Linked DNA regions of Homo sapiens: regions 1 and 3 are each linked to region 2. The links are chromatin loops, found by intact Hi-C in ENCODE. Cell type or tissue: IMR-90. All regions are shown on one strand. Each heading gives the region's core, and the rest is flanking DNA. Links, peaks and the distances in the headings are about the cores only.

Evidence for each region. Hi-C counts contacts between places; a loop is a spot of excess contacts. Peaks named below come from ENCODE experiments on the same cell type or tissue, not always from the same donor. Only the 100,000 strongest peaks of a DNase experiment are listed, where the experiment ranks them.
Region 1: a loop joins it to region 2, with 3 times the contacts of the local background. A loop is called at or near these places in 6 of 110 quality-filtered maps.
Region 3: it touches region 2 in a loop (2.1-fold over the local background); 3 of 110 quality-filtered maps call a loop at or near these places.

Annotation. Positions count from the first base shown.
Region 1 is chr3:74,263,462-74,271,176 of GRCh38, reverse strand. It overlaps CNTN3 (contactin 3), which reads left to right. Exons shown (of 23, transcript NM_020872.3): 21 at 3,799-3,911; 22 at 4,528-4,696; 23 at 6,676-7,715. The coding sequence ends at 6,776. Among named protein-coding and RNA genes, the nearest start is that of LINC02047, 270 kb to the right of the region's middle. In IMR-90, for the core only: a CTCF peak has its summit at 3,384 (motif pointing left); DNase peaks (open chromatin) are centred at 2,196 and 3,366.
Region 2 is chr3:74,608,018-74,615,732 of GRCh38, reverse strand. It overlaps CNTN3 (contactin 3), which reads left to right and starts at 1,074. Exons shown (of 23, transcript NM_020872.3): 1 at 1,074-1,342. LOC105377166 (a long non-coding RNA gene) reads right to left here and starts at 1,930. Exons shown (of 3, transcript XR_007096257.1): 1 at 1,842-1,930. In IMR-90, for the core only: no CTCF peak of the experiment used is centred there; a DNase peak (open chromatin) is centred at 4,452; H3K4me3 peaks cover 1,090 bases; H3K27ac peaks cover 222 bases.
Region 3 is chr3:74,422,761-74,430,475 of GRCh38, reverse strand. It overlaps CNTN3 (contactin 3), which reads left to right. Exons shown (of 23, transcript NM_020872.3): 5 at 5,536-5,631. Among named protein-coding and RNA genes, the nearest start is that of CNTN3, 190 kb to the left of the region's middle. In IMR-90, for the core only: no CTCF peak of the experiment used is centred there; a DNase peak (open chromatin) is centred at 3,705.

The sequences.
Region 1 (7,715 bases), core at 904-5,903, 340 kb after region 2:
TCCCACCTTCCCAGTTTCATCTAATCATGGTTATATGATAGTAATCACTTGTTTTCAGGCAAGTATCTGCAGAGTAAGTAAAATCTATGAAGCTGATGTTGAGGAGTCTGAAAATCAAGTGCACAGAGGATCATGATGGATGCTTAAGGAACAACAATAATAAAAACCTCTCGAGAGAAAGTTATTTCTTTATGTAACACTTAAAATTACTGAAATGATTATGTGTATCCTGTCAATTAGTGTTGTGATATAAATCTAGTGATATGTCATCATTTTACTAGGATTAGTTTTTTACCAGTTTTTTCTAATTTAGCATTCTGCCAACAGTAGAGGTTGACAGGAAAAACCTATAGGATATGAACGTTGACAAACGATTTCCAAAAAATTTCAAAATGTAGACTACTTACCAGTTTAGGTCCAGTAAATTTTGGAACTCAATCATCCTATTCTGGGTTGCACTTCCACACAGGTTCAAATACAAAAAGTAAAATTAGAAGTCCTAGAAGTTACACTATCAACTATCCCCTGCTCATTCCTAATTCACTACTTGACTCCATACTTTTACAAAAGTTCATTGTGTTGCTTCAGAGCTATCTAAACTACTGGTTAATAGCTATGTCAGATTAGGCTAGTCCAGGCTGAGGCACCTCAAATCCCCAAACCTCAGTGGCCTAAAACTATACTTTTTTTTCTTCAACTCATACTATATGTTCATCATGAGTGAGATTCAGATCTGATCCATTCTGTCTCCCATTCTGTCTCCACTCCTGAACCCAGAATAATGGAGCAGCCAATCTCTGGGACTTGGCAATCTCATGGCAAAGAGAAAAGAGAGGAAAGCAAACCATACTCTTCAATGACTTTTATGGCTGCCACTTGGGGGTGGCCTATTTCCCTTTGGCCCACATTCCATTGGTTGAGGCAAGTCCTATGGTGAAGTCCCATATCTATGGGATGCCAATGAGAAGGAGAATTATGCCTATTTACAGGCAGGGAACCACAAGTCCCATAGCCAACGCCAACATCAGTGAGAGCTAGGCAGAGAAGCATAATCCTCTCAAGGTGCAGAGGACTTAAACAGAGCTGGTTTGAATCCACATAATACTTCTCACTAGTCATGTATCTTAGCAAGCTTTTTTAAACCTTTCATTGTAGTAAAGTACACATAACATAAAATTTAACATACTAAACATTTAAAAACATACAGTTCTGTAGTGTTAAGTCTTTTACATTTCTGTGCAATAGATCTCTAGAACCCTTTTCATCTTGCAGAACTGGAACTTTGTACTCATTAAGCAATTCTCCATTTCCCCTTCCACCAGCCTCTGGCAACCAGCATTTTATTTTCTGTCTCTGTGAATTTTTGACTATTCTGAATATCTCAAATAAGTAGAATTATAAAGTATTTGTCTTTGGGTGTCTGGCTTATTTCACTTAGCATAATGTCCACAAGGTTCATCCATGTTATAGCATGTGTCCAAATTTTATGTTTTTAAGGCTGAATAATATTTCATTATAGGTAAATGCCCCATTTTGTTCATCCACCCATCTTTTGAATAATGCTGTCATGAACATGCTTATACAATCTTTTTAAATTTTAACTCTCTGGGTCCAGATTATGTATGTACAGAAATGGGCTTTATTACAATGCAATATAATGAGGATTAAGTAAATTATATTAAAGCACATTCTGTAATCCCTAACATATTATAGACGTGTACTAAGTATTAGTTACTAATAATAGCATTTTGAACATGGGTGAAAGTTTCTCTGGTCCAAAATTTCCCAAATATTGTCATTCTTACCAGTGGTGGTAAGAGATGATCTTAAGGTAGTTCGCGAACATTATAAAAATTTAGAATGTTTATATAAGGCATTAAATTCATTTATTTTAGAGAGTGCCCAAAAATGTAACTAGCACATCAAGCTAATTATTGTGTGAATATTATTGAGATGAAGGTAAAATAGATGTTTAATTTTTCTTAAACCAAGTTATTTTTTTAAATAGCAAAACATGACAAAAATGATACATGACTGACGTTTAGAAAACAGTAATATGATTCAAAAAGAACAAAGTTAGACCCTATTATTTCTTTTTTGTTTTCCTTTTTTTTTGTTTTTTTTTTTTCTTTTTGTCATTTCAAAAAGTATTCATTTCAGGCTGAACTCATTCAGCCCACGTATGTTGTGACTCATACAAGATAAACCCCAGTGTTCTATTTGCAGTCATTTCTCCCTGAAGGCTGATGTTGGTATAGGTGATTTAACCAAAATTACTCAAACTTTTTGTAACCTCCAAACACACACCTTTTGTTAGAACAAACCATGCTGTAGTATAGCTCAGCTGCATCAAACCAAACCTGTCCTTTTATAGTGCTGTCAGGCCACAGGGTATCACTGGCTTTGGGAAATTGTCCTAAAAATTGTACATTCATATTATTTGAGTAACCAGAACATGGTCATTAGTATTTCAACCCTAAGCAGCTGCTATAATTTTTTTGTTGTTATTAGCAGAGCACAGCAGCTCAGACAATCTTAGCTGACCTAAACTCATTGTGAATACTCACATCACAGAATTTTAAAGGCAACATAGAATAGTGTTAAAAGAGACAAAAAGCAAAAGAAATCCACAGGGAATACAATCTCGTTTGGTGTCATTAGACTCATAAATGTATTTGAGTTCTTCCTATCTGTAAGTTCAGCTGTATTTCCCCTATGGCATGAGTCAATGATGTTTAGAAATTTCTCTGGATAGCTAATGTTTTATATCATTTTTCCATTACAAATTCAGTTAGCCAAATCACATTCTGTGGTTAAATCTACAAATATAACACTGAGGGCAATTGTGATGCTGTTGTTGAATGAATAATATTATGTTTGTTGTTGTTATTGACAAGAAACTGATTTTTCCAGTGCCCTATCTGTGTTGCTATTGACAAATACTATCGGCCATCCCTCAACACCCTCACCCCTTAGCATTAGTTTACAGTCCAGCGTTCACGAAAAGGAACTAAATTATGAATCTAAGTTTAGAAACCGCAGAGAGTTTCATTAATCCTCTAATGGAATCCTCATTAACTTTTTAGCGTTTTGCCTTATTTTTCTCAAAAATTGATTTAAGCCTGGAAAACGAAGACTTTTAAAATATAGACTCTCTTGCAATTTTTCATGTGTATAGCTATTACTCCATGGGAATAAATCTAAGTAATTCTTATTTTTGATTGCCTCACATTTTGCCCATCTTATCATACAAGGCTGGCTCCAAAATCATATACACTTCATTTCACAGAACTTTAATCTGTCCATTTGGCAATTTCTTCCAGCCTCTGTATGCGTCAAAATAAGTCCCGCCGCCTTCCTTTCTTGGTTTAGGAACAAGCAGCCCTCTAGTGGTAGATAGAGGAATTTCCTTATCCCCCCCATCGACGTGTTTTCAACGAGACACAGTAAGTGTGAAATGCTCTAAAGTGTATGATGAGCATGATAAAATGAATTATCTTACACATTAATTGAAATGCCTTTTTTGGGACTTTTATTTTAGATTCGGGGTACATGTGCAGGTTTGTTACATGAATAAATTACGTGTCACGGGGGTTTGGTGTATGAATGAAATGCCTTTCTAAAAAAAGGAAATTTATATACTCTGTTATTTTTTTCTGATTTCATCTATTACACCAAGCATTACCAAAGGCATCCCGTTCTACTTCCACTAGCTTCCTATGATAGCCGCCATCTCCTCCGTGTAAAATATCACTTGTACTTCGATCTGTTTTAAAATTTCTCATTTTGCATTTCAAGCTCCCAGTCAGCCACCAGGAAATGTTGTTTGGAATGCCACAGACACTAAAGTGTTACTTAATTGGGAGCAAGTTAAAGCCATGGAGAATGAGTCAGAAGTAACAGGATATAAAGTAAGTTTTCTCATTTGCAATGCTTCATTTTCGTAATTTTGGCAGTACTTTTCAAGAGAAGCTAGGTATAAGTGAATTTTTCTATATATTGATATGGTTTCTGTAATCTAATTTTGACAAAGATACCAAGCTTTCCATAAAATGGGTAATTTTTCAAAATAGCTTCTTAAATATGGTTTCAAGTGAAAGAATTCTGCTCAAGTGGGAATTTTGGACACAATGTCTCCAAATTGTGTGTTAGTTTGCTACTATTGATGCTGACCTATATACTACTTAAAAATAAATAAATAAAACTATTGGCTCTGATTCCATGGCCAGGCATTCAAGGTCCATACACTATGGCCCTGCCTTATCTCTCCAGCCTCATAAATACGCAGCCCAGCTGGGCTTTTCCACGGGAGAAGTTCACTCTTCCCAAGCCTCCCTGATTTTGAGAACCTGATGATTCTGCCATGTGCTAACCTCTAATCTAAGACTTACAATTAGAGTCATGAATGAAACTTACATTCTAGTGGATATAGAAGGACAAAATTAGTTAATTTCAGAGAGACAAATTCTATGAAGAAAACAAAAATGGGCAATATAACAAGTAAGTGTATTTGTTCATGCATTTTAGGTTTTCTATAGGACTAGCAGTCAAAATAACGTACAAGTACTGAACACAAATAAAACTTCAGCTGAACTTGTGCTGCCCATTAAAGAGGACTACATTATTGAAGTCAAGGCCACAACAGATGGAGGGGATGGGACCAGTAGTGAACAGATCAGGATTCCACGAATAACCAGTAAGTTGGTTGAAGCCATTATTTACTTTATTGACATCAGTGTTACTATCCGCCATAGTGAGTCAATCAGTATCCCTCTGTCCATTCTTTCTTTCCAGCAAGGCTTACATCCAAATGCCGGTAAGGTTTTGGCAGGTGAGACGTGGGCAAGAGGAACCCCTCAAGAGTGGTGCAAAATAGGGAGAAAAGTATGAGGGTGTGAAGAAAAGATGTCAAAAAATATTTAGCAAAACTTCATTAATTTGATTTTTTTTCCTTATTCTGAGTTTTACTTAAATTTGCCTTTGGATCTCCTATAAAAGCAGAATTCCCTAATCATTTCTTTTAGATCTTTAATAGTCTAGTTATTTGCCTCCTACAAATTATAGATAAATCTTATCAATTCTTTAAATAGAATGATTAACATTGTCAAAGTCCTAAACCACTTACCTGTGCCAAACTAAAAGACTCCTTAAAAATTCTTCTCCTAGTTTCCAAGGAGGTTCATACGAATTTTTCCTCTCCAAATCCAAGTAAAACCTATTTTACTATAGAAATTATATGTTTAGAGTTGGAAACAGACTTTGGTTTGCGTATTTTATCAACTGCCAATGCTAGAATAAATTTTATCCTCACTCTTAAATCCCAGGTCTGGAGTTTTCTGGCCTCAGTTTAACTATTGTAGAGTCCATTTTGACTTCATATGCTATTCTATAGTTCTTAGTGACATGACTTTGTTCCCTGTTTCCATTCATTTAGCATGGGTAATCAGGACTGAAACTTTTGTCTTTAATCTTGGAAAACAAAATGGCAGACATTAGTAACTGAAGAGAAACGGAAATAGAAAACTTAGAGAAATTCTGTCTTTCTGTAAAACCATAAAGGCTGCCATACTTAGACTAAAACAAACAAAGCTACACTAAGAAAACAGGAACTACTTATTGCAGAACTAAGTTCTGCAAAGTAAAAGTCTGCAGAACCCATCTTGGACTACAGAACTCTCTAAAACTGTATGCACTTCAATAGAGCAAAAGTAGAAATTAAATTTAGTTTATTATTGTTGTTAATTTAGGTTTTGAAATAATGAATATGTGCTTCTTGTTCCCTGAATGGTGCAAGGCATGGAGTTAACATTACAATATGGGCAAAGTGGCAATTTTAAAAGAAATATGTTCTAGGCTTTTGCAGGGACAGATGTTATTTTAGCATTTTAGGGCTGCTGAGTCAAGAGTAGCCTTTTCATCTGACATCTGCTGTCTTGCTGAGCTTGCAAGTGACCACACAGGGCCATCTCTATGAAAACGAAGCTTTTATTTATTGCCTTTTAAAAAGATTATGTTTTATATTATGTGTAATAATTTATCTGGAAATGCATAAAATAGAAACAAGCACAGACCCTTCAAACCCTTACCCAATGAAGCATTCTTAATTAAACCATTGAATTATCTCAAAGTTGTTTGTAATCAAGTATAATTGTTTTCAAAATGATTAAGTTGTTTTTCCCATTTCAATTAAAGTTAAATAATAGTAGATGAACAAAGCCTGGTATCATTTAAGAAAACTTAAACACATTACTGTTTTTATAGATACTCTTGGCAACTAGTATATGCTGCATTGATAAATAAAATGAAGGCTAATAACAACTTGTGGTGGTTCCAGGATAGGTTCACGTAGTGATTTGGTTTTGATAGGAGAGGTATTGCCTTTGCTCTGTGTCTTAGTCCTTTTTGGCTTCTCTAACAAAACTACCTAGACAGGTGGCTTATAAACAACAGAAACTTAATTCTCACAGTTTTGGAGGGGAGTCTGAGAAGCCCAAGGTCAAATTGCTGGCAGATTCAGTGTCACCTCTCGAAGTCCCTCACCTCCTAATACTCTGACATTGAGGGTTAGGATTTCAACAAAGAATTTGGGGGGAACACCACAAATATCCAGTCTCTAGCACCCTGATTACATATTGGTACAATCCTTATTAATGAGCTCTTCATCAACTTTGACAGGTATGGATGCAAGAGGATCCACTTCAGCCATCTCGAATGTCCACCCTATGTCAAGTTATATGCCTATAGTACTGTTCTTAATTGTATATGTCCTGTGGTGATATTAACTCCTTTTTATTATTTATTGGAAAGTTATTTGGTTACCAAAAAAAGTGCTTTCATGAAATGCAGTGATTATGCATGTTTTTTTCAACTCTTATTTTTAACTTTCTACTTCATTATAGGTAAATATGAATATAATTAAAAAAACAGTAAATCCTTTTAGGGGAATCTGAAATGCCTTAATATTAACTTGATAAACCAAAGGAATTTACATATTACATACTTCAGACTTTTGATATAAATGTTCTTAAACTATGAGTTTAAGCACTGCCTATGGATAAAGACTCACACACTCTCACATGTACACACACACGCATGAGAATTTCTTTTTACATTGAAAAACTCTTTCATTTAATTCAAATGCTATTTTCCCATTATAATAGCATTATTTGGAAGACTTAACCAGTATCAATTTGAAATGCTGATTTAAGTCCCCAAGGATGAAAAATACATTTTAAAAATTATTTTGTTGGAGAGGAGTGGCATGTGATTCAAAAGAGCATTGTTGGAAAATGCTACTGTGGGGCTTAGAAGAATGATGTTTGGTTTGGTATGCTGCTAACTAGTTGTAAGACTTTACAAATCACTTTGCCATCTGTACCTCTCAATTATTCCTCTATAAAATATGGAGATAATAATACCTATCTGATCAGACTTTGCCCCATGAATTAGTTTTTAAAAGATAAAGACTGAAGTATGAAAGTGCTTTTGTCACCCCAAATGCAATTGACCCATGCAAAATATTAGCATGAATTTATTTAATCACATAAAAGTCATGAAGACCAGCCAGATTTTCAAGCTTCATTCTGTTTCATTCAGTTATATTCCAAAATTCAAATGATCACATTTTATTCTTTCTCAAAAAAAAAAAGTTTTTTTAAATTAAAAAAGGAATTGTTTCCTTCACAGCTATGAATAAGCTTTCAGGTTTTATTAAA
Region 2 (7,715 bases), core at 1,575-6,574:
AAGTAGTTGGGACAACAGGTGCGTGCCATGACGCCCACCTAATTTAAACTTTTTGTTTGTTTGTTTTTTGCAGAGACAAAGTCTCCCTATGTTGCCCAGGCTGGTCTCAAACTCCTGGGCTCAAGAGATCCACCTGTCTTGGCTTCTCAAAGTGCTGGGATTACAGGAGTGACCCACCTCCGCCCAGCCTCTAAGGATACCTCTTGGAGGTCATTTATGCCAATACTAGTAGATGCACCTTTCTCTCTGCCGCTGTATGTCTCCACTGTATTTTATCAGCCACTCTCCTAATGAAGGACAGGTAGGTTGTTCCCAACTGTTTTTCGTACAACTAAAGTTGCAGTGTTTGCACGGGTTTGACTGGAAGTAAGTCACCAGCGGTTCAGCGCAAAGGCTCAGGACTGCAACAGGCTTATTCAAGTCCGGGTTCTCCAACCCACCACTGTGTGTATACTTGGGCAAATAAAGGTGGTAAGATCTACTTCACAGGGTCCTTGACAGAATATAGTTGCGATTATTCTCACAACTGACTCATTGAAACTTTAAGCAAACCAATTTCCTCATCACTAAATCCGGGAATAATAATAGATCCAGGTTGCTCTGGGGACTGCATGAACTAATTGATTTAGCGCAGTCCACGACCTGCTACCTAGTGAGCCCTTAATAATTATCCGCTTTAATATTAAAATTGGCAATCTTTGCGCACTTGTGGGAGCGCAGCTGCAGGAGGCTTTTCTAGAAGTGGAATTCCTGCCTTAACCCCGTGTTCCGAGGGCCCTAACTGCGTGGCACGAGGCCACCCGGAGGTGACACGGTGACCGCCGCCCAGCCCGCGCCGCCGCCCAGGGCCCTGCGGAGGCCGGACACACGTGGGTGCACGCGGCCGAGCGCAGGGCCGCGCGGGGTCCGGCCGGCGCAGAGGCGCTGGGGGCGCCGCAGACGCGAGGCTCGGGACCCAGTTGGCTGCTCCGCCGCGCTCCCCGCCCCTCCCTCCCTCCAGTCCGCCCGGTCTCCCCTCCCTCCAGCGTCCGCGTCGGAGCCGGAGCCGGAGCCGGAGTGGCGGAGGCACGGGCAGTGCTCGCTAGGCGCCGGCAGCAGCCACAGCAGCCTGGCGCTTGGCGGCGGCGGCGGTGGCAGCGGCGGGCGGGCTGGCGCCGTGGACTGGGCCGGGAACCGTGCGGACGAGGGTGCTGCGCCTGCGGCGGCGGCGGCTTACGCGGGCGCGCACGGCGGCCCCCCGGGCCCGGACTAACTGCGGCGGCGGCGGTGGCGGCGGCGGCGGCGGCGGCGGCGGCGGCGAGTGGGCCGTCGGGGCGGGCGTCTGGCGAGCTGCAGAGACCAGGTAAGTCCGGGATGCCCGACTCCTGGCGCCGGCCGGGCCACAGGGATGAGCCACCTGCCAGGGCAAACTTTACGCCCTGGCTTCATGGCTCCTCAGCCCCGAAGTTTGTTTGCAGGGAAATGCACCTGACGGGTCGAGAATAAAAGATGCTTCTCTCATCGGACTTGCTCTGGGGAGATTATTTTTCCCCTTCTGGGGCGAGGATTGGTTTCGGGTTGGGAAGGCTGCATCCCCAGCTGGAGCGCTGAAAATTGAGTGGTAGGTCCCTTGGGCTTGCCCTTCGCGCAGTGGATTTGACCAGTTAAAGTTGGGGGAAAAAAGTTGTGACTCCTAGGGATGCTGAGGAACAATTCCAGGTGCATGATGCAGAATGTGGGAATGTGATACCTCTTTGCTGGAACCACCCCCCAGGCCCAGATTCCCAGGTCTGAGAAAGCTAGGGTGGCCGATTCTTTCATTAGCGATCAAGTTTTCTAAGCTGCATTTTCTTTCTACTCACAGATCAGCAGCTTGGGACGGAGTTCCCCGTCGCGTTTATTTGTCAGGTTTACCCTGCTGCGCTGTAGTCCAGGTTTCCTGAGCTCGGACCCTGGTTTCAGCTGTTTCTGTGTTCTCTGAGGAGCCTGCAAAGCTAACCAAGCAGGTAACAGAATAGCAGAAACAGAAAACCAGGAAGTGCCAACCGGGCACCGGGGTCATAGCACCATCAGGAATTTTTTCTGGTCGCGTGAAATGAACGAACAGCTTCTGGGCTCTGCTTGTGCAAAGCTCCGTACAACTCTCCAATCCGTATGTCTTTCCCTGTATTGCATTTGCTTATTGATTTACAACAAGGAGATGTGTCCAGAGGTATTATTTAATAACAAACGGTGTCCGCTACGGTAAGGACAGCAAACCTCCTTTCAGAGGCAAAGAAAGGGGAACAGAGCTCTGGGAAAGGGGTAGCCAGTCTGCTAACCTCAACCCAAGATGCAGGGAAACAGAGCTAGAAAAAGCAACAGACAAGGAGGGCGTGATGTGCAGGAGGGAGGTCAGAAACCCCAGCTCATATGGTGAGTAGGTAAATCCAGAAATAATTTTAAAATGATTAAGCAAGAATAACTAAAAAAAAAAAAAAAAAAGTAGGAAGACTGTACGTGCTGTGGTTTCTGTCTACCCCCACAGAGATGAATATCACACTAGCTGAAAAAGAATCCTGATCTGTAAATAGATTAAAAACAGGAATTAATCAGAACAATGAGTCAGAGCCCTTCAGAGATTGAAAGGAGGAGTAATTGCCTTTGAAAGAGCTTATATCTCAATATCAAGTCAAATGTGTTACTTTTGCTTTGCTAGATGTGTTTACTAACAGTAACCTGACTTTGGCTGCAGTAACCTGGCATCTTGGTTCATGGTTTTAACCATTTGTGGGTCATGGGACTAGGGAGAAAGTTGACTGCAGGTTAATATTCATATCAATTTGTGCAACATTTGTAAGATGCCTAATACGTGCATGTCACTGGTTGCAATGGGAGAGGTCCTTGTGAATGTTCATTAAAGAAATCTGATCGGGTTCAGCCTCACTAAATGGAAGGATGTTGGCTTGCAAATAATAAAGAGTGGGGTTGGGAATTATTGGTCTTTGAATACTTGCTTGAAATTAGTTGAGAGTAAACATGTGGTTTGAGGACCCCCAAAATGATCAGTATCCACCAGGGAAATATAGCAAATTGCTGTACACTTTTATAAGATGAATAGTAAGGCTGAATGCATGCAAGTGGCCCTTCTGTCTAAAAGTAGGATAACCGAGACACCGAGTGTCTAATTGATATGCAGGGTAATAGATTCAGGCTGTGGCCGCCACAGACAATAACATTCAGCCTCATGTCCTCCTCACTGTCTGGATGTCATTAATGTCAGCCCGAAGACATGAAGATGTTAAGTTCATTTCTCCAGGAGAACTCTAACTTTTAAATATTCTTCACAACACAACCAGATAGCCCAAGTGTACCTTAAAATGGCAACAAAGCATTTAATAGGAGCAAAGTGCTGAGCACTTTCAAGTAGAGAGAAGATTAGCCGTGGACAACAAGCTGTAGCCTTTCCTTTGCTGATTTATGTTCAATTTTATCACTGTCACATTTCATATATGCCCAGTTATTACAAACTAATAGCCTCTTTTCTCTGCTTGCAAAATATGCATCTTTCTCTTTTACAAGTTCCTAACTCCTTCTCACACATTCAGTACACATCTTCCAGCTTTGTTTTTACTGCAAAATTTAAGTGTCCAACTTGAAGTTCTCATTAACTCTTAATATGGTTCATGCTGAAATAGTATATAGATATAATTGCTGCTTCCAAACTGTCAGATCTGTATATCGCTATACTGTGGCAATACTACAAAACAGAGAAGCTTTGACTGGTTTCCAATCACCAGTTAGTAAGTTGTTAGCAGTAAAACTAATGTTAATTTTATGTAGTGGAATATATTCAGATGGCAGGAGGATTTATTGATGCTGTGCATGTTTGCCTGCTGTCTCTGATTTAGTTGTCACCACCAGTCTGCCTTTAAGCCTTCTTATCTTAGCAAGGTACTTTGTCTCTATGAAGGTGAGCATCTTTAAGGTGCTCACTTGTAGTTTTTAATATGCACACATGCATATGCATATACTTTTAACATGCATATATAATTAATCACTTAATGCTGGTGGACAGTTTCCTTTCTTATGCTTGAAAAAAGTGCAATGGAGAATATCATTGTTGCAAAGATAGTTGGCAAGAGAATATGGGGCCACGGAACAGTTTAAGATAGAACATTTCTTTGAAATTGAGGGGTGACAGATCTCATTCTCATATCCAATTTGTATAAACATTTCAGAAATGGATCGAGTGTTGTAAATGGTTTTTATCTTATAGTCTCCCCTGCACTCATCTCTTAAACACAGTGGGACATTTCTTTGGAAAAATTGCTGCAGGAGAAATGCACTCCCTGGTTGAAACTTTGTATGCCAAGTTTCAATCCATAGTACATTTTTATTTTCCCCCTTTTATGTACATGTTATAAACAAGAAATAAGGGTTTGTAATAGAAGTGCTGGCAGAACTTTATAGCATTTCAAACAGCTTTGCTACTTGGAATGTAAATATTTGTAGAATCTTTACTGTGCAAGAACCTGCCTTGCAAGGAATGAGGAAAAATGACTATTTTCTTAAGTAGGATAAAATAATTCAGTGAGTTTGCATATTTCTTGTTGCAGACCTATTGGCATTTGAAGACATAGATTATCTATGTTGTAGTGATTCCATAGCATTCTCTTAGGTGCCTTTATAACTCAGCTTGTAAATTTCCTATGTTCTAAAACAAGAGAACAATTTTGTCCCATTTGTTTTTTAAGTCCCTTGACTTTGATTACCTTTCAGATGTTAAGATATGAGATCCATATTTCAAAACTGCTTGATTATATTACTGATAAATGAGGCTGTCAGTATACTGTTTTAATAGGGTAAATCTTGACACCATCACAATACTTCAAGTGCTTTTATTTTGGGGAACTAGTACAACTCAGACCTTATATGTCCTTTTGGTTCTAACCCTGAAATATCTCTCACATTCGCCCACTTCCCTCCATGTTCACCCACGTCCTCCTTCTCCAAGTCCCCATCTTCTCTCCTGGGATAACTACACTGGCTTCCTTGGCTCCTTTCGTACTTCTTCCCCCAAATCATCCTGCATAGCAGCCAAGACTTCTTTTTTTTTTAATGTAAGTTAAATTAGTACTCATCTACTCAGAATGCTTAAATGGCTTTTCATTGAACTCAGAATAAAATCCAAACTATTAAATATTACCTGCAAGGCTGTGTGGGATTTAAACACTACTGTCCCTTTGACAATTCCTAGCAAGCTTTTAGGAACAAGAGCTTCTTAGACCCTTTTTCATTTCTGCAGATGTGTTGAGCTCTTTCCTATGTTAGGGATCATTCTGTTCTTTTGCCCAGTAGCCCTGTCCAGCCCTAACGCCTAAACACACATACGCACACACGTGTGCACACACACAAACTCACAGGGTTTTTTTTTTCATTTTTGTTTTTTTCGACAGGGTCTCACTCTGTCACCCAGGCTGGAGTGCAGTGGTGCGATCATGGTTCACTGGAACCTCGACCTCCTGGGCTAAGTGATTCTCCCACCTTAGTCTCCTGAGTAGCTGGGACTATAGACACACACCGCCATGCCCTGGCTAATTTTTGGATTTTTTGTAGAGATGGGAATTCACCATGTTGCCAAAGCTGTTCTTGAACTCCTGAACTCAAACGATCTGCCCACCTCGACCTCCCAAAGTGCTGAGATTATAGGTGTGAGCCGCTGAGTCTGGCCCACATAGAGTTTTTGACTGCTACTCATCCCTTAGGCCACAGTGTAAATATCATTTGCTTAGAGAGGGCTCTCTGATTTCCTTCCTACCCTGAATGAGGGCACTTCTGATAGGCTCTTTCTGTTCATTTCCTTGGTATGCTTAGTATAACTTGGAACTGTACATTTCCTTACCTGATTGTATGTTTATATTCTGTAAGTACCTTGTAAGCAGTTACCACATCTATTTTATGCATTATTGCAAAGCAGCTTCTGTCAAAGTATCTGGCCCACAGTGGAGTTTGATAAACCTATGACAACTAAGCTTATTGGTTTGCTGAGCTTGCCATATGTAACCAAAGATCCTGTCAAGAAGGTCCGTATTCAGCAGAAGTCTGCAGCTGACTTTGACAGTATTCTTTCTGTCACATTGCCCGTGATCTCGTACATCTCTTGGACACCTGCTACTTCAAACCAATGTTGTCCAAAATGGAATTATCATTTTTCCTCTCAATCCGTTTCCTAAGAGCTTAGGTGGTCTGTTCTTCCTTTAGCTATCATTGGGGTCATCAAGGCATCTGGAGTCAGTGGTCTTTGTCACCATCTTCTCCCTTTGCCATTGTAGCCAGTCCACCGATTAAAAATACAAGAACATTCATTCAAGCAATGTGCCAGGCTGGGTTTTAAGTACTTCTCACCTAAATGCAGGAGATTAAGAAATGACTTTCTCCTCACTCTCTTTCTTGTTCCAATCTATTTGACACGCAGTGCTGTATTAATCCATGAGGCCGACCCCTTGGGTCACTGGACACCCACTGCATAGAGAAAAATATGCTACTGATGCAGCCTGTCTGTATGTGACTTCTCCCTAATTCTCCCCTGATACTTAACACTCCAGCTATAATACATGGGTCTTTTCAAACTTCCTTGAAAACTCAACATGGCCCTGCTTCAGTGTTCTTGCATGTGCTTGGAACACCCATGACTTCCACTCCACTCTCCTTATTCCCGTGTTGACTCATTTCCACCCTCAATTCTTTGTTGTTTCGTTCAGGAAAGCTCTTTACTTCCAACCTTACCATTTGTCAAGGTGATACCCAACCTAGCCATTCCTCCAGGTAGCCTTGACTGTCCCCCTAGACTAGGTTTGACCTCTATGCTATCTACAATCGACCATTTAAATTTTGTTTCTCCTTTAGGGGGTAAATGTATTATAATCTAATTAATATTGTAAAATTGTTTAATATCTGCTTTTCCTGATAGTCTATTGATGGAGTAGCATGCACATGTTAAGACTTTGGTAAATATTTCTGGAAAGATAGAAAGTCTAATCTTTTTAATTGGCATGAAGTGCAGCTATAGTTATAGTGGGGCTTCTTTTTCTAGGGCTAAAATTTATTTTAGTGTATAAAGATTTTATTTTATTTTGCAGAGTTTCTGAGTGACAAATCATTAGTTGACAACAGATGAACATCTTGATATGATCTGAATTTAGAAAATTCTGTGACAAACATATGCTCTAAAGGAAGCATAAGCCAAAGGTTGTGAGCACCGAGGACTGGTCCTTGAAGTAATGAGCTGATTTTAGTGCAAGGAAGTAATGGGAAGTTCTCAAAATTCATTATTTTATTGGAGTGAAACATTAGCGTATGAAAGAAATAACTAAATGACTGCATCACAACAAATCAAAAGCACATCTTCCTAAACCATAAATAATTACTTATAAATGGGGGAAATTTTGTAGGCATTAAACAGTCTCACCAGTCATCCTTCAAAGAGGAAGCCCCTGTCATAGAGCCGAGAATAGTCTATTTCACTTGCACTGTTTCTCAACTTCTGATGTTTCTGCAGAAAGGTTAACTGGGGTTCTGCTGAAATAATGGTGATACCTTAGCCCTTACAAGATTTTCTGAATCATCTCTGGGGTACAGCTTGCTAATCTGCATTTTTTAGCTTTTTGTTTTAAAGTAATTTTAAACTCACAGAAGTTGTAAAACATAGTACAAAGAGTTCTGTATAATCTTCATCCAACTTCCCCGTATGGTGA
Region 3 (7,715 bases), core at 904-5,903, 180 kb after region 2:
ACACCATGCCCAGCACTAAACCCTATTTCTAAATTTGAATTTTTTAAAGTTTTACATAAATGGAATCATATAGTAAGTAACCTTTTGGAATTGGCATATTTCAGTCAGCATAATTTCCTGAAGATTTACCAAAGGGGTTGGGTGTATAAAGATTTCATTGCTTTGAGTTGCAGGGTAGCATTCCATGGTATGGATGTAGCACTGTGCATTTAGCCATTCACACATTGAAGGAACTTGGGTTGTTTCCAGTTTAGGGCTGTTAGACATAAAACTCTGCGAACTTTTATGTACAGATTTTTGTATGAACAAGTGTTTTCATTTCTCTAGGATAAATGCCCAAAAGTGCAATTGCTGGTCATATGGTAGTTACGTGTGGTTCGTTTTACAGGAAACTAAAAAACATGTTTTCCATATTGGCTTTGACATTTTACACTTAAGAAGACAATGTCTGAATCATCCAGCCTCCTTACATCCTCTCCAAGATTTAGTGCTGTCACTGTTTTGTTTTTTGTTTTTAGGTATTTTGGTAGGTGTGGAGTGACAGCTCATTGTAGTTTTAATTTGCATTTCCCCGATGTCTAATGATGTTGAACATCTTTTCAGGTCCTTATTTTCCATCTGTTTTTCCTCTTCAGTGAACTGTTTGTGTCTTCTTCCCATTTTCTAATGGAATCGTATGTTTTATACTATTGAATTTTGGGCAGTCTTACTTATTCTAGATACTCTTTCTTTAGTGGATAAGTGGTTTTCAAGTATATCCTCCCAGTCTGTAGCTTTTCTTTACATCCTCTTTGCTTGAGCTTTCATGGAGCAGAAGTTTTAAATGTTGATGCAGTCTGGTTTATTGGTCCTTCCTTTTAAAGACCATTCAATTGGTGTCAAGTCTAAAAGCTCTTTGCCTATCCTTACATCACAAAGATGGTTTCCAATATTTTTTAAATAAAAGTTCTATAGTTTTATGTTTTACATTTACGTTTGTGGTCTAGTTTGAGTTGATTTTTAAACTGAGTAAAGTTTAGGTCGATTTTTTTTTTTCTCTCCTTCCATTGAATTGCATTTTTTCAAAAATCAGCTGAGCCCATTTTTGTGAGTCTATTTCTGTGTTCTCTGTTTTGCTGTATGGATCTATGTGTCTCTCCCTGTGCCACTACCACATGGTCTTGATCATTGTAGCTATATTATAAGCCTCAATGTTAGGTAGAGTGATTCTTCCTGCTTTGTTTTTAGTCTAGATAGTTTTACACATTCTAAGTCCTGTGCCTTTACATATAAATTTTAGAATAAGCTTGTCTTTATCTACAAAAAAAAAAGAACAAACCCAAAACCATGCTGATATTTCGATCAGAATTATATTAAAATTATACACTCATGTGTCACTTAATGACAGGGATATGTTCTGAGAAATGCATCATTAGGTGATTTCATCAAACATCATAGTATGTACTTATTATACCCAGATGGTATAACCTACTACACACCTAGGCTGTATAGTATAGCCTATTGCTGCTAGGCTATAAACCTGTACAGCAGATCACTTTACTTAATACTGTAGGCAATTGTGACACAATGGTGAGTATTTGTGTTTCTGAAAATATCTAAGCATAGAAAATGTACAGTACAATATAAAAGATAGGAAACGGTATATCTATACTGAACACTTACCATGAATGGAGCTTGCGGGACTGGAGGCTGTTGTGGGTGAACTGGTGAGTGAGCGGTGAGTGAATGTGAAGGCCTAGGACGTTACTGTACATTACTGTAGACTTCATAAACACTGTACACTTAGGCTACACTGAATTTATAAAAATATGTTTCAGTGATAAATTAATCTTGGCTTACTATAATATTTGTATTTATAAACTTTTAATGTTTTATGAATTTTGACCCATAATAACACTTAGCTTAAAACACACATTGTGGAGCTTTACTAAACTATTTTCTTGTACACTTATTCAATAAGCTTTTTTATTTTGTTTTCTTTTTAAGTGTTTTTGCCAAAAGCATTTAAAAACACACGTTAACCTAGGCCTACACAGGGTCAGGATCATCAGTATCACTGTCTTCCACCTCCACATCTTATGCCACTGGAAGATCTTCAGGGGCAATAACATGCATGGAACTGTCATCTGTTATAATGACAATGCCTCCTTCTGAAAAACTCCTGAAGGACCTACCTCAGGCTGTTTTATGGTTAACCTTTTTTTTTTCAATTTATAGAAGTAATATATTCTAAAATAACAATAAAATTATAGCATAGTAAATACATAAACCCGTAACAGTTATTTAGTATCATTCTCAAGCATTATATGCTATACATAATTTTATATGCAAAACTTTTATATGACTGGCAGCATAGTAGGTTTTTTACACAATCACCACAAACTCAGGAGTAATATATTTCACTACTATGTCATGATGCCTATGATATCACTGTTGTAAATATGGTCTGGCCATATATGTGGTCCAGCATTTACCGAAACATTGTTCTACAGCATATGACAGTGTATTAATTTGGGAAGAACAGCAATTATGTTGAATCTAACAATCCATGTACATAGTATGTGTCTCCATTTATTTATGCCTCTGCATTTTTTTTCTTTTTCATTAGCATTCTGTAATTTTCATTATACAGATCTTCTGCATGTTTTGTTATGTGTAATTTACCTGGGTATTTTATTTTATTTGGAACAATTGTGAGTAGTTTTGAGTTTTTAATTTCAATTTTTGCATGTTTATTATTAGTATGTAGAAATTGTATCCTGTGACCTGCTTAACTCCCTCGAATTTCTGATGTTGGGGAGGGGGAAAGCACTCGGTCTTTCACCATTAAATATGATGATAGCTGTAGTTACTTGTAGGTGTTCTTTATCATCTTAGTTTGTTTTTAAAGTCCAAAATTGGACTATATATAGCTTGACTTACATTTGGGTGGCACATATAATCTTCCACTAGATATTTTAATGATCTGAAGCTTTTTAGACATTGACACTACTCTTTTCTCATAGTTCCTAGTGTTGCAAAAAAGGAGAAAAGTCTCGCTATACCTTGACTGTAACATGTATGTTCTTATGCATCTATGTTGCTCCATCTGCCTCAGAAAAATGCCCACCCTGGCCCTCTGACTGCTACTACTACTGTCCGTCTACTTGGCCAGGTTCTGCTTGTTAAAGCCTTGGTTACACCTGTAGATTAACTATGCAGTCCTCTGTGTACTTACCACCTTTTCAGCAAAGTGCCACTTACAATGTGCCATTACAATTAAGTTATTTTTCTTTGCTTCCTGATGCTACGTCCATGAACCGGCCATATCAGATATCCAGAACAATATTCCTTGCACTCGTGCACTGCAGAAAGAGTAGCCATGCTTGTCTCTAGACCAATGGGCAGATCTGTGCCAGCTATATTTGTGCTTAGGCAAAAGAGATTTTACCTTTGGAGGAGACATTACTGGTTTCCGTAGAACTATTCTATACATTTTTGCATATTCTAGCTAAAATCAGTGATAGAAAACATCCACACTGTGAAATTGTATGGCAGAAGATAACAAGGAATTAGACAGGAAGGCAGCAATGATGACACATACTTGATCATCAAGAAATAATCTTTGGAAATTCCATGTATAAGCTACATTCTGATATGAGGTACTGCCTCATTTAGCCATTGGGAAACATTTGGATGGTCTAGTTTTGCAGTTCTAACTCAGTTAGTTACATTCCAAGAGACTTAATGTTTTGAGAATGTTGCATTTTAGTTAGATTTAAGGTGATACAACGCTATGTTATTGTATCATTTCTGTTGGATAGCGTGTGGTTAAAATAAGTCCATCAACTGTTTTTTCTTCTTTTCTGGGCACACACAAGAGAGTTTTGCTGAATCACTTTACTCCATATTTATAACCTAGCAATTTAATACTATTTTTCAGTAACAATAACGTGAGGCACATAGGCCCTCTTATTTCTCTCTGATATACTGCTATATGATCCTTAGAGTATCCCTAAGTGTCTACAGGTTCTGGTTTTATCAATTTGAAGATAATTATTTTGCTTTTTATATTTTTCAAAGAAAAGTTGAAAATATCCAAGTTGTATTCTAAAATACATATACTGCTTCACTGTGTATAGACACCACTTAGGTAATTTATATCAGCCCTTAAGAGCTATGAAGTGAGTATATTCTTTCAGAAATTGACAGTACAATTGTTCTGATACAGAAAGTGACACCATAGAGTATATTAACGGTGTAATTCTTCACAGGCATTTTTTATAAGTCAGAGTTTAAAGAAACAGATCTTTCTTCCTCTTTCCCTATGAACTAAAGCATTTTTAAAAATGAAGTCAACGGAATTTTCTCTCTCCTTTAATTTAACTTGGAAAGAATGAATCAGTATTTGCTGTACTGGATTGTCATTGGAAGAAATTAAATGTTCTCTAAAAATAACCGTTGGTAATCAAAATAGTATTTGCACTTGATTGCTATTTTTTTAACTTTTTTAAACACTTGAAAAAATCTTTGGATGCTTATAAAAATAATTATTTTTAGCCGCTATAAATAAAAGGGAATATGCTGATTTAAATTACTGTTATCCTTTGAATTCTATGTACTTGGTAATTTTCAGTGACAATATATCTTCCACAAAGCCCTTCAGAATATGGGAAAAATAGGACTTATACTCAGAAACTGAATATTATCAAATATTTTTGTAAATAAAAATAATTATAGGTAGAATAAAATCTATTTAGGCTATGATAAAATGTTTTAGGAGGGAAATTCATGAATAGTTGGTCATTATTACAAGTTGAAGCTAAAAGTATTCATGATATGGTGAATCACTGGTGAATGTGAAAGTCATATTTATGTTTATTTTTGATTTAGGATATTTCATTTCCTTTTTTGAATTATATTGTCTGGTTAGTTCATTCTGATACACGCTTTGTCTTTGGATAGTTCATGCCATTTTAGACACTATTTCAGCAACATGGGATCAGTGGGTATATATTTATATTGTATTGCTGAATTTCTAGAAGCTTTAATAAAGAAATCAGAATCCAGCTTTTCTACCTCAAAGCAAATGGTTTTCTCTCTAGGTTCTGGGAAAGAGATTTTAAAATTGTTTTCCATGCAGGAACAGAAAACCAAATACTGTATGTTCTCACTTATAAGCAGAAGATAAATGTTAGGTACTTATGACCATAAAGATGACAAAAGTGGACCCTGGGGACGACTACAGTGGGGAGGAAGGGAGAGGGGTAAGGATTAGAAAACTACCTACCTGTTGGGTTCTGTACTCACTACCTGGGTGATGAGATCAACCAAACCCCAAACCTCAGCATTACACAGTATAACCACATAACAAACCTGTACGTGTACCTCCTGAATCTAAAATAAAGGGTGAAATTCTAAGTAAATAAAAATAAAAATTTTTAAAGAAAAAAGCAAAAACTAAAATTGTTTTCTAAAAGAAAGGAAGGTCTTGGTGTAAAATTTGTGATTTAATTGGTCTTTCTAAAATTCAGTTTTGTTTTGTTTTCAAATCAGATCTTGAAAATTTTAAAACCAAAATGAGGAGTACAGTGTCTGTGCGTGAAGGCCAGGGAGTTGTGCTGCTCTGCGGCCCCCCACCACACTCTGGAGGTAAGTCATGCTCTGTTTCTGCTTTTCATATTTATTAAGGTTCAGGGCAAGGCCTGCAGCGCATGTACTGTTATTGCATCTGTAAATTACTCTGAGAAACTTGATAACCTGAGCATTAGATTTTGTCTGCTGAGTTGGAATATGAGGAACACTACAAAAAATAGTCCATCCAGAGAGGTTTCTAAACAATCGACTCATTGACTTTTTGGTTTATAAAGACAAGAGAGATCACATTTGCTTCAGTCACCTAACGGTGCTAAACAATGCTTTGTCATTACACCATTATCATTTGGTTTTTAGTTTTATGCCATGTCAAACTGGATCTTTGCTGTTTGTCTGCCTCTCTTTCTCTCTCTCTCTCTCTCTCTCTGTCACACACACACACACACAAGCTTATTAGTATGTGCCAATAAGCCTCTTTATATATGTATTTTATATATATATATATATATTTATACACATAGAAATGATATGTGTGTATATCCACATCATTTACATTGGGGCGTTGGAATTGCAAATTTTATGCTATATTGGTATAAATTGAAATATTACTAGAAATTCAGAACCTTACCAAGATAGTGACCCAGAGTAAAAATGAACTTCAGCACATATGAAAATAATTTTATTATCTCCCCAGTATGAGCCTGGGGTGCTGGTTTGATTTTCCTATCGTGCTCTCTATTGCAAACTTGGCCACTTGCAGGAACAAAGAGGGCATTATTAATGAATAAATCACTGTTCTCAGAGAAACACGTATTTTGTTATTGAGAGGATGAGAATTATTGGGAGATAAACAAGTTAGAGTGGATCTTTCTGACCAGAAGTGAAACTGAGAAGTCTGCTTCTCATTACAGTAAAACTTATTCAAAGGAAAACATGCTGGACTTTATTTGTTCTGTGACATACAAATTACAGTCCTTTCCACCCAAAGAGTTGTCAGTTTTGATCACAAACCCTCAGCCCAATAAAACAGATATCTCCCATCTTCAGGATCTGGCCACTTGAAATTCGTGAACCATCTGGAGACTGCAGACTTGGAGCTTGATTAAAAAATAGGATTGCCATCATGTGGTCTGCTGTGGGTTTAAATTGTGTTCTCCAGTTTATTTCAAGGGTGTTCATAATTGCTGGAATCTTGATGTTTCAGAAGAACTTTAAGTTTGAAGGGAAGCATAGAGCCTCTTGATTGCAAACAAAGTAACAGAAGTCAAACCGTATTGACAAAAAATTGGGAGTTTGCTGGCTCACATAACTGGGATGATCAAGTGGCTTCTGGTAGCACTGTGAGGTTTTACGAAGAGATACACCACCCAGAAGGACGTGCTGCCTCGCCACGGGGTGTGGGGTTAGTGGATGGCCTCCAGCTCTCACTCCTTCCTGGTCTGCCCCAGCTGCAGAGAGACACTTGCCCACAGTCACACCCCTCCTGAGGAAGCCCACATCTAGTGACTGAGCAAGGCTCGGATATGAAGGGTCAACCATTTCTGACCAACACTGGGCAATTCTGATTTAATCCATAACTTCCTGTCAGGATGACCATGTTTTTGTTGGACCACATCACAATTCAGTTTCTTTCTCTTCCCAGTTGAATCCTAGTTTTTTCCTTTCATGAGTTTTGATCATTGATTAAAAGCTTTTATTCCAAACTCTATTTAGGGGTCCGCTCCCTGAAAACTCAATCCGTTGGATTCAGGGATTGAATCAATTCCATAAACAATCCATTTTTCTCTGTATTTCTTGACTGCACTTCTCTCCATATTGCCTCCATTCTCATGTATCTTCCTTGTGGAGGCAAAGGTGACCTCTGACAGCTCTAAGTTCTGTGATCCTTAATGCTAAATATCCTAATGAAGCAGACACCCTGTTTCTCTATGGCTCCTGATTCTTTTAGAATCAGCCTTTTTTATGGGAGCCCTGAAGCTGAGGGCTTGAATCAGTCCACCAGCTGACAAGCACTGGAATGAGAAAGAAGCAGTTTCCAAAAGAAGTGTTGTATTATGAGTAAAAAGAGGGAGATATATTAGATAGAAATAAATAATTGCTAAAACTACATCTAGGAAGGAAGTATCAAAATAATTTAAATT